2 separate regions of the Homo sapiens genome follow, and region 2 is linked to region 1. Evidence: read pairs that join two places in POLR2A ChIA-PET (ENCODE). Cell type or tissue: GM12878. All regions are shown on one strand.

What was found. ChIA-PET counts read pairs that join two places held together with the same protein. Peaks named below come from ENCODE experiments on the same cell type or tissue, not always from the same donor. Only the 100,000 strongest peaks of a DNase experiment are listed, where the experiment ranks them.
Region 2: POLR2A ChIA-PET joins it to region 1 with 5 read pairs; 4 of 35 experiments call an interaction of 5 or more read pairs at or near these places.

What each region holds. Positions count from the first base shown.
Region 1 is chr14:91,390,569-91,395,568 of GRCh38, forward strand. All of the region lies in intron 3 of CCDC88C (coiled-coil domain containing 88C), which reads right to left. All of the region lies in intron 1 of LOC105370624 (a long non-coding RNA gene), which reads right to left. Among named protein-coding and RNA genes, the nearest start is that of CCDC88C, 25 kb to the right of the region's middle. In GM12878, no CTCF peak of the experiment used is centred here; no DNase peak of the experiment used is centred here; H3K4me3 peaks cover 543 bases; H3K27ac peaks cover 2,848 bases.
Region 2 is chr14:91,474,274-91,479,273 of GRCh38, forward strand. It overlaps PPP4R3A (protein phosphatase 4 regulatory subunit 3A), which reads right to left. Exons shown (of 15, transcript NM_001366432.2): 5 at 2,636-2,713; 6 at 2,135-2,251; 7 at 1,538-1,693. Among named protein-coding and RNA genes, the nearest start is that of PPP4R3A, 34 kb to the right of the region's middle. In GM12878, no CTCF peak of the experiment used is centred here; no DNase peak of the experiment used is centred here.

The DNA of each region.
Region 1 (5,000 bases):
CTGTTCCAAGTCAGTGTTGTGGGTCACCAGGAGGCAAAGTCCATGGCCAGCCCACTGCACCTTCCCAGTGGCCAGTGGCCATACCAAAGTCGCCTTCCAGGTACACATGCGAAAAGCCAGTGGCTGGTCCCATCCTATTACAGGATTCCCAGAGCCTAAGGGAGTTACAAAGAAAAAAAAACCCAAACAACAGATTCCAAAGCCCAGAGAATGGGGTGGAAGCACCCCACTTCCTTTACCTGGTCTCCCATCACCTATCAGAACCAGAGAGCGCAGAGGACAGGGGTCTCCAGAAAGGAAGAACATGGATTCGGTCCTCAGGCTCACCACTTCCTTGTTTTAAGGTCTTGGGCTCTGGGACAAGGTTCCCAGGGTCCTTGGTTTCTCTGAACTTCTGTCTCCTCATCTTTGAGATGAGAATAAATGCCACCTAGTGAAGGTGAAGACTGAAATGGGAAGGAAGTAAGGATTCTTAGCAGCAGTCCTAACACCCACTGCCTTCAACACCAAGCGCTTAACACAATGGCAGCCACACACCAGAATGTTCTAGAAGCCTGAGAAGCTTGCCCATTCACTGGCACCTGTGTGTTGAGCCTCATGCTGGACCCAGGGAATGCAGAACACAGTTCTTTTAGTTTACCATCATCCTCACAGTACAAACTCTCTTCCTGCTAAAAACAAAACAAAACAAAAAAAAAAACCCACTGGGTGCCCGTTTTTAATTGTGGTAAAATATGCATAACCTAAAAAAAAGCTTAAAATGGTTAAGTTTTAAGTGTACAGTTCAGTGGCATTAAATACATTTATGCTGTTGTGCAACCATCCCCACCATCCATTTCTAGAACTCTTTTCATCTTGCAGAACTGAAATTCTGTACCCCTTACACAAATAACTCTCTGTGTTTCTTGCTTTTTAAAAGTCAGAAGTAGGCCGGGCACAGTGACTCACACCTGTAATCCCAGCACTTTGGGAGGCCGAGGCGGGCAGATCACTCGAGGTCAGGAGTTTGAGACCAGCCTGGCCAACATGGTGAAACCCCGTCTCTACCAAAAATACAAAAATTATCCAGGCGTGGTGGCGTGTGCCTGTAATCCCAGCTACTCGGGAGGCTGAGGCAGGAGAATCGCTTGATCCCAGGGGGCTGAGGCTGCAGTGAGCTGAGATCATGCCACTGTACTCCAGCCTGGGTGACAGAGCAAGACTCCGTCTCAAAAAGAAAAAGAAAAAAGAGGCAGCTTCCTAAAAGACCAGAAGTTACATGTTCCTGAGTGTACTATATTCCTTTTTCTTGTTTTTAAAATTTTTACTCTACTCTGGAGCTGAAAGTCCGCTTTCCAGCTACTTTCTTTTTTTTTGGAGACGGAGTCTTGCTCTGTCGCCCAGGCTGGAGTGCAGTGACGCAATCCAGCTACTTTCTAAACTCTTTCCAACTAAATCTGAACATACACTTGGATCTCAAAGTTGCCTCATGAGTTCACTCCCTGGCTCCATTTGGCTGTTCCTGACTCTCTAGTGCCTCTGGGGCCTCCAGGGTAGCAGCTCCCATGGCCACCATGACAGCTGCTCCCACTGACCCTGTTCCCACGAACACGGCCACCTCCAGAGGTTCCAGCTCTCCCTTCCTGAACCTGTACCTAGGAGGAGTTCAAACAGACCCAGAACTTAACATGCTCTATAAACTCTGGCTTCAGATCACCCTTTCCTACATGCCACCCCCAACCCTGCCAAAACAAAACAAAAGCAACAACAAAAATCCCTATCCAGGAAACCTAGAGGTGGGAGTCGGTGGACATGGAGCTCCGAGGGGCTGGCTTCAACCACCCAGAGCAGGGAAGGACACCTTAATTAGGGCTAGAGGAGGAGAACCTTTTCAAGGGGAAAGAGAAACGAGAGAGGCTTCAGCTGGTCACATTTCCAATTCCTTTCTGTTCAAAAGGAATGAGATCAAAAGGCTTGTCAAAGTGGCTTTGCCTTTAGAAATCAATTTACCTCATCTTTTAAACCCAGAGCCGATAATAACCCAGGGTTTCCATACCAGCGATGCATAAAAGAAGGAACATTTTAAAGCCCAGCCCAGCCCGAGGACCTGGCCCTTTGGAGTTCTTGAAGGCAGCACCAGGGACCCCAGCAAGGGCGGCCCCTCACTGCAACCCCTCACTGAGCCCCCTCACTCTCACCACGCCCCTCACTCTCACCGCGCCCCTCACTCTCACTGCACCCCTCACTCTCACTGAGCCCCCTCACTGCACTTCCTGGGAGAGGCAGAGGCTGCCGGAGTCCCCGCCCTGAGTGAGTCTGCAATGTAGGGTGGGACACAGAGAAAACAAGTCAGGGCCAGGGGTGTGATGACGGCGATAATGATGTTAAATTCCAGAGAGTCCTCAAGGCCTCACATAGCGAAAAAGGAAAGGTGCTGGGGAAGGAGAAACTGCAAGGACAGGACGTGTGAGGCAGCGGGAGAGGGAGAGACAGTACCGGAGTCCGCTCCCGGAAACGGCCCCTGGGCACTGGGCTGGGCATTTCCCAGGCACCAATCGCTCACTGGCTCTCTCAGAATCACTGCAACCCAGGGAGGGGAGTGCAGTCATCACCCCCATCTGACAAAAGAGGAACAGGCTAGGAGGGGTTGGGCCGCTTGCCCCAGGTCACACCAGTGTCAGGGCAGCCCTGGAGGACAAGAGGAGCTGCCCCGGGAGAGGCTGAGCTGGGAGATGACAGGTCCAGGTGCCAGCTATTCTGTCCGCAAGTAGGATGGGAGCCCCCCCACCCCCTAAACCCCCAGCCCTGCAGGCAGAGGGGCAGATGAGGCAGAGGCAACCTGAGCGAATTCTACCTCCCGAAGGAAGAAACAAGGGCAAGGTAGGAGAAGGGGTACAGACAGAAGCGCCCTCCCAGACGGCCCACACCTCAGCCCCGATCTGGCTTCCTCTGAAGGTCTGGACTACCTGTTTTGGATTAACTGCCCCAGGTGGTTATCAAAATAGCCCAGAGTTCTCAGAAACCACCAACGCTTCCTTCTTCTGGCATCTAAGCTTGGGATACTCGCCTCTGCAACTTAGTCCATTTCCACCTGAAATATTCAACTTCCCAGCCTGTCCAACATGGTGAAACCCCATCTCTACTAAAAAATACCAAATTAGCCGGGCATGGTGGCCCATGCCTGTAATCCCAGTTACTCAGGAGGCTGAGGCAGGAGAATTGCTTGAACCTGGGAGACAGAGGTTGCAGTGAGCCGAGATCGCACCACTGCACTCCAGCCTGGGCGACAGAGCGAGACTCCGTCTCAAAAAAAAGAAATCAACTTCATGAGCTCTACTCCGTAAAATCTGAATGCCACAAATTCTCACCCTAAAAACAGGGTGCTAGAAGACCAATTGAGCACAAAAAGTGCCAGCTGCTCCGGAGTTTCTGTCCTTTAAGTAGCCACAATTCCACACTTTAAAGGCACGTAAATCTGACTTGCTGGGCAGAAGGTGAGCCTGTCTGGTTACTAAGGTTTGGAAAGGAGGCAAAAATTTTAGTCTTAAAATTTTAAAGTCATTCAGCCTAAACCTTAGAATGCTCAGGGGAGCCAAGCTGGCTAGACAAAGTTGAAAACAATCAATTTAATTTCCACCCCCCAGGGACTGAGCCTCCCAGTACCTGACATATGGCATTTCCATCAACAAAGCAAACACCACATGAAAAGCCTACAGGTCTGCGTGAAAACAGTAGGGGAGCCCTAAGCTCCAGCCCAGCCCCCTCACTGCATTGCACCTCCATACCGGTTTACCCCTGTTTACCCTCTAAACAGTCAGGGTCTGGGTCCCTGCCATGTGTCAGGGACACAGAGGAACAAGGCAGGCCCCATCCTCTAATTATTCAACAGTCTAGAAAGGGCAGCAGGTCGGGGGCACTTTGCAGGGTCATTTTAACCTAGAGACAGGATTCCCGGCCCAGGCCTGGTGTGACACCGTGCTCCCTGATTGTAATGACTTATTCTCTGAATTATTTACTCCACTGAATGGTGGCCTCCGTTGTTATGTATCTTGTCATTAACACATGCTGACTGACGGCAGACACATTTCCATGCTGGTGTGACAGACAAACAGAAAGATTCAGTGCCTGCTTTTAAGGAATTCTATTGCTGGTGAGGGATAAAATCATGAGGCTTCCTTTGATGAGATAATATGTGTAAGTCACTCAGCTTAAAATAAAACGATCATACAGGAGAAAAACGTGCAGGGCTAGAGACAGGCACACGTGCACACTCGCAAGATTAATCCAAATGAATCAGAGCGCATTACTCCGGGAGGGGTCCTTGGATAATCCGCTCAGTAACAAATGAACACAGAGTGGCCAGGGGACGGGCCTTGGGTGGGGGGCCTGCCTGCCACCCCTCTGCCAGACGGGTGGGCATCCTCCCCTCCCACCCACGTGTCCCCTGAGTACAAGGCCTTTGTAGAACCCCTCCTACAACCCTCCCAGGCTGGCACTATTAATATCTCCACTTTTCAAATAAGAAAGACTCTCAGAGATGAAGTAACTTACCCAAGGCCACAAATCTGAGGGGTACGCTCAAAGGAACCCACCATTCGACCTTGTGCCTCTGCAGATGGTGAGGCTCTTGGTTGTTTTTCCATTTCTATTTGGATTTGTGTCTCCTGCCTCCCAAGACCCCTACCTGCAAGTAACTGCCCCCTCCGCCTGCAGAATACAGGTGAACAAGTACGTCCCCTGCAGAGTCAGCCTGGGACCCAGAGCTGTCGCTATTATTATTCACTGATTAAAGAAACGTCTTGTGATCTCATTTGAGCCTCACAACCACCTATAAGGTAATTTTTACCCCTGCTCTACAGGTGAGGTTGGACGATGCACCCTAAGTCACACTGCTGGGAACAGTGAACACAAGCTTCTGGACCAGGGAAAGCGTTCAGGGACCCAAGCTGACACAGTGGCAGAGCTCTCATCATTCCTGCCTTCCCACCTCCCATTCCACCTTGTTCTCTGGCTTCACTTTT
Region 2 (5,000 bases), 84 kb after region 1:
TGGCTGGTTTTCCTGAGGTCCTATTATGACTGGTATTCCTCACCTAAGTAGTAAATAAGATTGAGAGGGATTCAGTGAGAAAATCCCTGCTCTTGCCTATGTGTATGCAAAGGCAGGATGGACAAGGGATAGAGAAAATGCAGACAGTAGATGGAAATGATGATTAAGAAGAGTGGGAATCAAGAGTCCTAGTGACTGAAATGTTATTCTGTTGCAAAACAGGAAAAAAAAAGAGTCCTACTGTGTGTATTTTGAGGTATATCAATACATGTTCATATGTTCAGCTCATGGGTTAATGGGACCAACAATAGCCTTTATTTTCAATAATACAGATACTTTGGTTCTCAAAGAATTTTTTTTTTTTTTTGAGATGGGGTCTGGCTTCGTCACCCAGACTGGAGTGCAGTGGAGCAATCATAGCTCACTGCAGAGTCAAACTCCTGGTCTTAAGAGACTCTTCCTTCTCATCCTCCTGAGTATCTGGGACTATGGGTGCATGCCACCATATCTAAGTTTTAAAAATTAATTTTGTACTAAAGGAGGGTCTTGCTATGTTGCTGAGGCCGATGTTAATATTTTATAAAAGAAAAACATGACACAACAGTTCAAACTGGTGCTTTTTTGCACCTATCCTGCACTATAAAAATAAAAACTTAAACATAGCAGTTACATGGCATTCCATTTCCTTTTGACATCACAATACATTAAATAGGATCTTTTCAAAAAGTAAGACAGTCTATTTTCCTATTTCGTAAAAATACCACAGGCTGGAATTCTAAACAGATTTTTTTTTTTTCCTTAGGGGATCTTTATTCCCCTCCTCCCTTAAGAAGGACCTGAGAGCAGGTCCTTCTTACTCATTCTTACGTAAAAAGTTGCTTCCAAATTGTTATGGGGGAAGCAGGAAAAAATCAGAATCATTGGTTCAATTATTTTAAAATAAAGGAGAGCACACACATTTAGTGCTCTCACATGTCACGCACTATGTGATCCAGGCGCACCCTTCACATTACCAGGATATATTCTCTACTACTTTAAAATCTGGTATATCTCAGATGCTAACGTGAGTGTTTGTGAACAACGTAACAGCTTGTTCTCTATGGCTAGGCAGTAAAGAAACAGCACCCTTCATATTTTAAGGGACTGTGCTACATTTCTTCATTCTTGGCGATTTTGAGAATCTACCCTAAAGTCAATGTTTTCCTAGGTAACTTACTCTTAATTCCCCAGATACAAGAATTGATTGACTAAATGATTTAAAAAACACAATATAGCAAGTTGACTTCAGAATTAAAACAAAACAAAACAAAAAAAAACTGACATGAATATTTTAAAAGGCAATTTAAATGAACATAAATAGTTGCTGTAGGACAAATTGATAAACTGAGACAGGAACCAATTTAGGGGAACAATAAGCTGTCTGATATTATGGCTACACTTTTCCCAAACAGCAACAATTAAATCTTAAAAGTGAATAATAAAAACAGTTATAGCTTCCTATGTATAAATACTTACTATTAGTACAAATAATATTTACCTTGCTGGTTATTTTTTGCTCTGTTAACTTCTTACTTACATCATCATTCTGTTGTGCCTCCTGCATGACAAACTCTCGTACCATGGATGGATTATATTCAACCAAGTATGAGAATATATCAGTAGCAGCACTTCGCACCTGTGTATCATCCATGCCCTGCAGACAAAAAACATTTATTTTTCCTGTATTTATAAAAATACGGAACCTATAGCTATGTAAATATCCAAACCTAACAAAACATATGAAAAAACTTCAATGTAAAAGAAAGGTCAAAGAAATTCTTCTGCATATAAAACTCTTATTGTACGGATAAAATTATACTTTCTAAATCATTTATTTGTTTGCCTATTTTAACATTTCAGCTAATAAGCTGCAAAGCTGACAAACTATCATTAAATTATGGGAAATTCCTTTACTGCATTCTTTCAATACTGTGTGAAAACTGTCTAATATTGGAATTTTACAGCTTCTTTAACTTAATGAACTACGCAGCTAATTTCAAATATTGGCTATAATAGAATATTTGCATGTAGCATTAAAAATATTAATTTTGGGATTAAAAAATGGTAATTAAAAATGAGGAGACACAAAACTTACAAGGATGACTTCTAAAGCTGGTAATATGCCCATGTTTGACAAAGTCTTGAAAAAAGCATCTCTGTTTTGAGGCTGTAGCGTTTGGGAAAACGCACAAAATTCTTTTAAAAAGTTAACCTGAAATTAGAAAAAAGGATAAGTGATATAAAAAGTTTATTTTATTTATTTATTTATTGAGACGGAGTCTTGCTCTTGTTGCCGACGCTGGAGTGCAATGGCACGATCTTGGCTCACTGCAACCTCCACCTCCCGAGTTCAAGCGATTCTCCTGCCTCAGCCTTCTGAGTAGCTAGGATTACAGGTGCCCGCCACCATGCTTGGCTAATTTTTGTACTTTTTAGTAGAGATGGGGTTTCGCCATGTTCGCCAGGCTGGTCTCAAACTTCTGACCTCGTGATCCACCCACCTCGGCCTCCCAAAGTGCTGGGATTTACAGGCGTGAGCCACCAAGCCCGGCCAGTTGTTTTATTTTTATGCCTTTCATAGTATCTAATTTCTTACCAATTCCTGTCTTTTTTCCTCATCTGTTGCTTCATCTGTTAGTTGTGCAAACAAATCTGTCAGAAATTTTTCATCTTCCTGTGAAACAAAGGACAAATGCAATTATGTTAATGCTAAGATTGTCCTAAAATATAATTTCAGGAATGCTTTAATATACACAGCAATAACTATAAAAAGGAAAGGTGGTATTGGCAATGCTGTCTTTTTTTTTTTTTTTAACAGAAGGAAAAACCACACTATTAAAGTATAAAATTTTGTCAAGGCTCTATTTTCTAAGCCTATATAAAGGCCAGGTAGTAAATATTTTGAGCTTTGCGGCCCATGTGATCTCTACTACGAGTACTCAACCCTGCTCCAGTAATATGAAAGTAGTCACAGACAACTGGAAATGAATGGATATGGCTGTATTTCAATAAAATATTACTTACAAAAATAGCAGGACCAACACTTGCTGACCCCTCACTTTCATAGGTTTTATAACCTTATTAACTTTTAAAAGGTAGTTCTACAACCTCTCAAATGAGAATGAAAATGAAGACAAAGCTACTTTAGTGTTTTAAAGATACAGAGAATGACTCAATTATTTAAAAAGCAAAATTTAGAACTTTTTGTTTTACTTCCTCATTTTATAATTGAGACTTGGATTTTAAAATTTACCCAAGCCCAATTAAGGTGGCAGAGCCTTCATGATTGTCCGGTCAATGTTTCTCATCACTATTTTTTCATCAAGATCTTGGCTTTTGTTTTGTTTTGCTTTTTGAGACAGAGTCTTGCTCTGTCACCCAGGTAGAGCACAGTGGTGCCATCTCGGCTCACTGCAACCTCCGCCTCCCAGGTTAAAGCAATTCTCCTGTCTCAGTCTCCTTAGCAGCTGGGACTACAGGCACACACCACTACACCCAGCTAATTTTTGTACTTGTAGCAGAGATGGGGTTTTGTCATGTTGGCCAGTCTGGTCTTGAACTCGTGGCCTCAAGCAATCCACTGGCCTGGGCCTCCTGAAGTGCTGGGATTACGCACATGAACCACCATGCTCGACCAAGATTTTAATTACTACCTCAGCTAGTGGAAGTAGATTCAATACCACTTAAGCCCTAGACATGCCTCACTCTAAATACACATACACATGGATGTATATACAAGCTCCCACTAGATTACTGGCTCCACATTCACTGTTGTGAGTGCTCCAGAAAAATCTTCTGTGGCACTAAGTTAGTTTGGTTATTCTCACCTTTACTTTTTCTAAAATGAACAAATAGGTCATACCTCATTAATATGATCTTGACCATGTTTGCTACCCAAATGGCATCCAATTTCAAGACACATCTCCAATATACTATATTCTACCAAATGGGTATCAAATGGTTAAAAAAGACATTCTCTGAACTGCTGCAGTTGGGGGTACAGAAATAGAGAAAATAAGAATGTTTATGGTACTACAAAGGAAGCAGTCAATGTTAAGAGGGTGTGATATTTATTTTGTGTGCATGGGGCTATACAAAGTGGGCAGGAACCTGCATTAAACTGTACCTCAATCACTTCTTGCCAAAACATTTGTAAAATGCTACAGCCTTCACAGCAGCACTTTGGATAGAAGTGTCCAGCATCAAGAGAAACAGACATATTGGCAGCCAGTATTTTACAAAGCACATTACAGGGAAGCAAAGATTTAACAACTTGAAATTATTCATACTTAATGAATAAAACTGGCATTTTACATGTATGAAGACCAAGAAAACACAGAAGTGACAAATCCCCACATAACAAAAACAGAACCATATGGAGCTAAAGAAAAGGATCAGGAGAACTCAGTATTTTAGTTCATACTTTTCCTTTTTTTGCCTATCACTGGCTAATATTTTAGAAATACAAAATTTTCTAAACAGGAACAGACATGATTAAACATACTGCTTTATATGTAATGTGTGCTACCAGGCAGCTCTTACTACATTTATTGTCTTCCTTTCTATACTTAACAAATTCAGGTTTCAAATAAATTTTACTTATACACCTGAGGTAAAGTCTTAAAAGATCTTCCAAGTCATATTACACTTATCTGCAGCGGTGCGACCTTGGCTCAATGCAACCTCTGCCTACCAGGTGCAAATGATTCTCCTGTCTCAGCCTCTGGAGTAACTGGGATTACAGGCATGTGCCTCTGCCTCCTGGATTCAAGCGATTCTCCTGCCTCATTCTCCTGAGCAGCTGGGATTACAGGTGTCCACCATCACGCCTGGCTAATTTTTGTAGTTTTAGTAGAGACGAGGTTTTGCCATGTTGGTCAGGCTGGTCTCGAACTCCCGACCTCAAGTGATCCACCCACCTCAGTCTCCCAAAGACCTATTATTCTTACAATACCACAGGC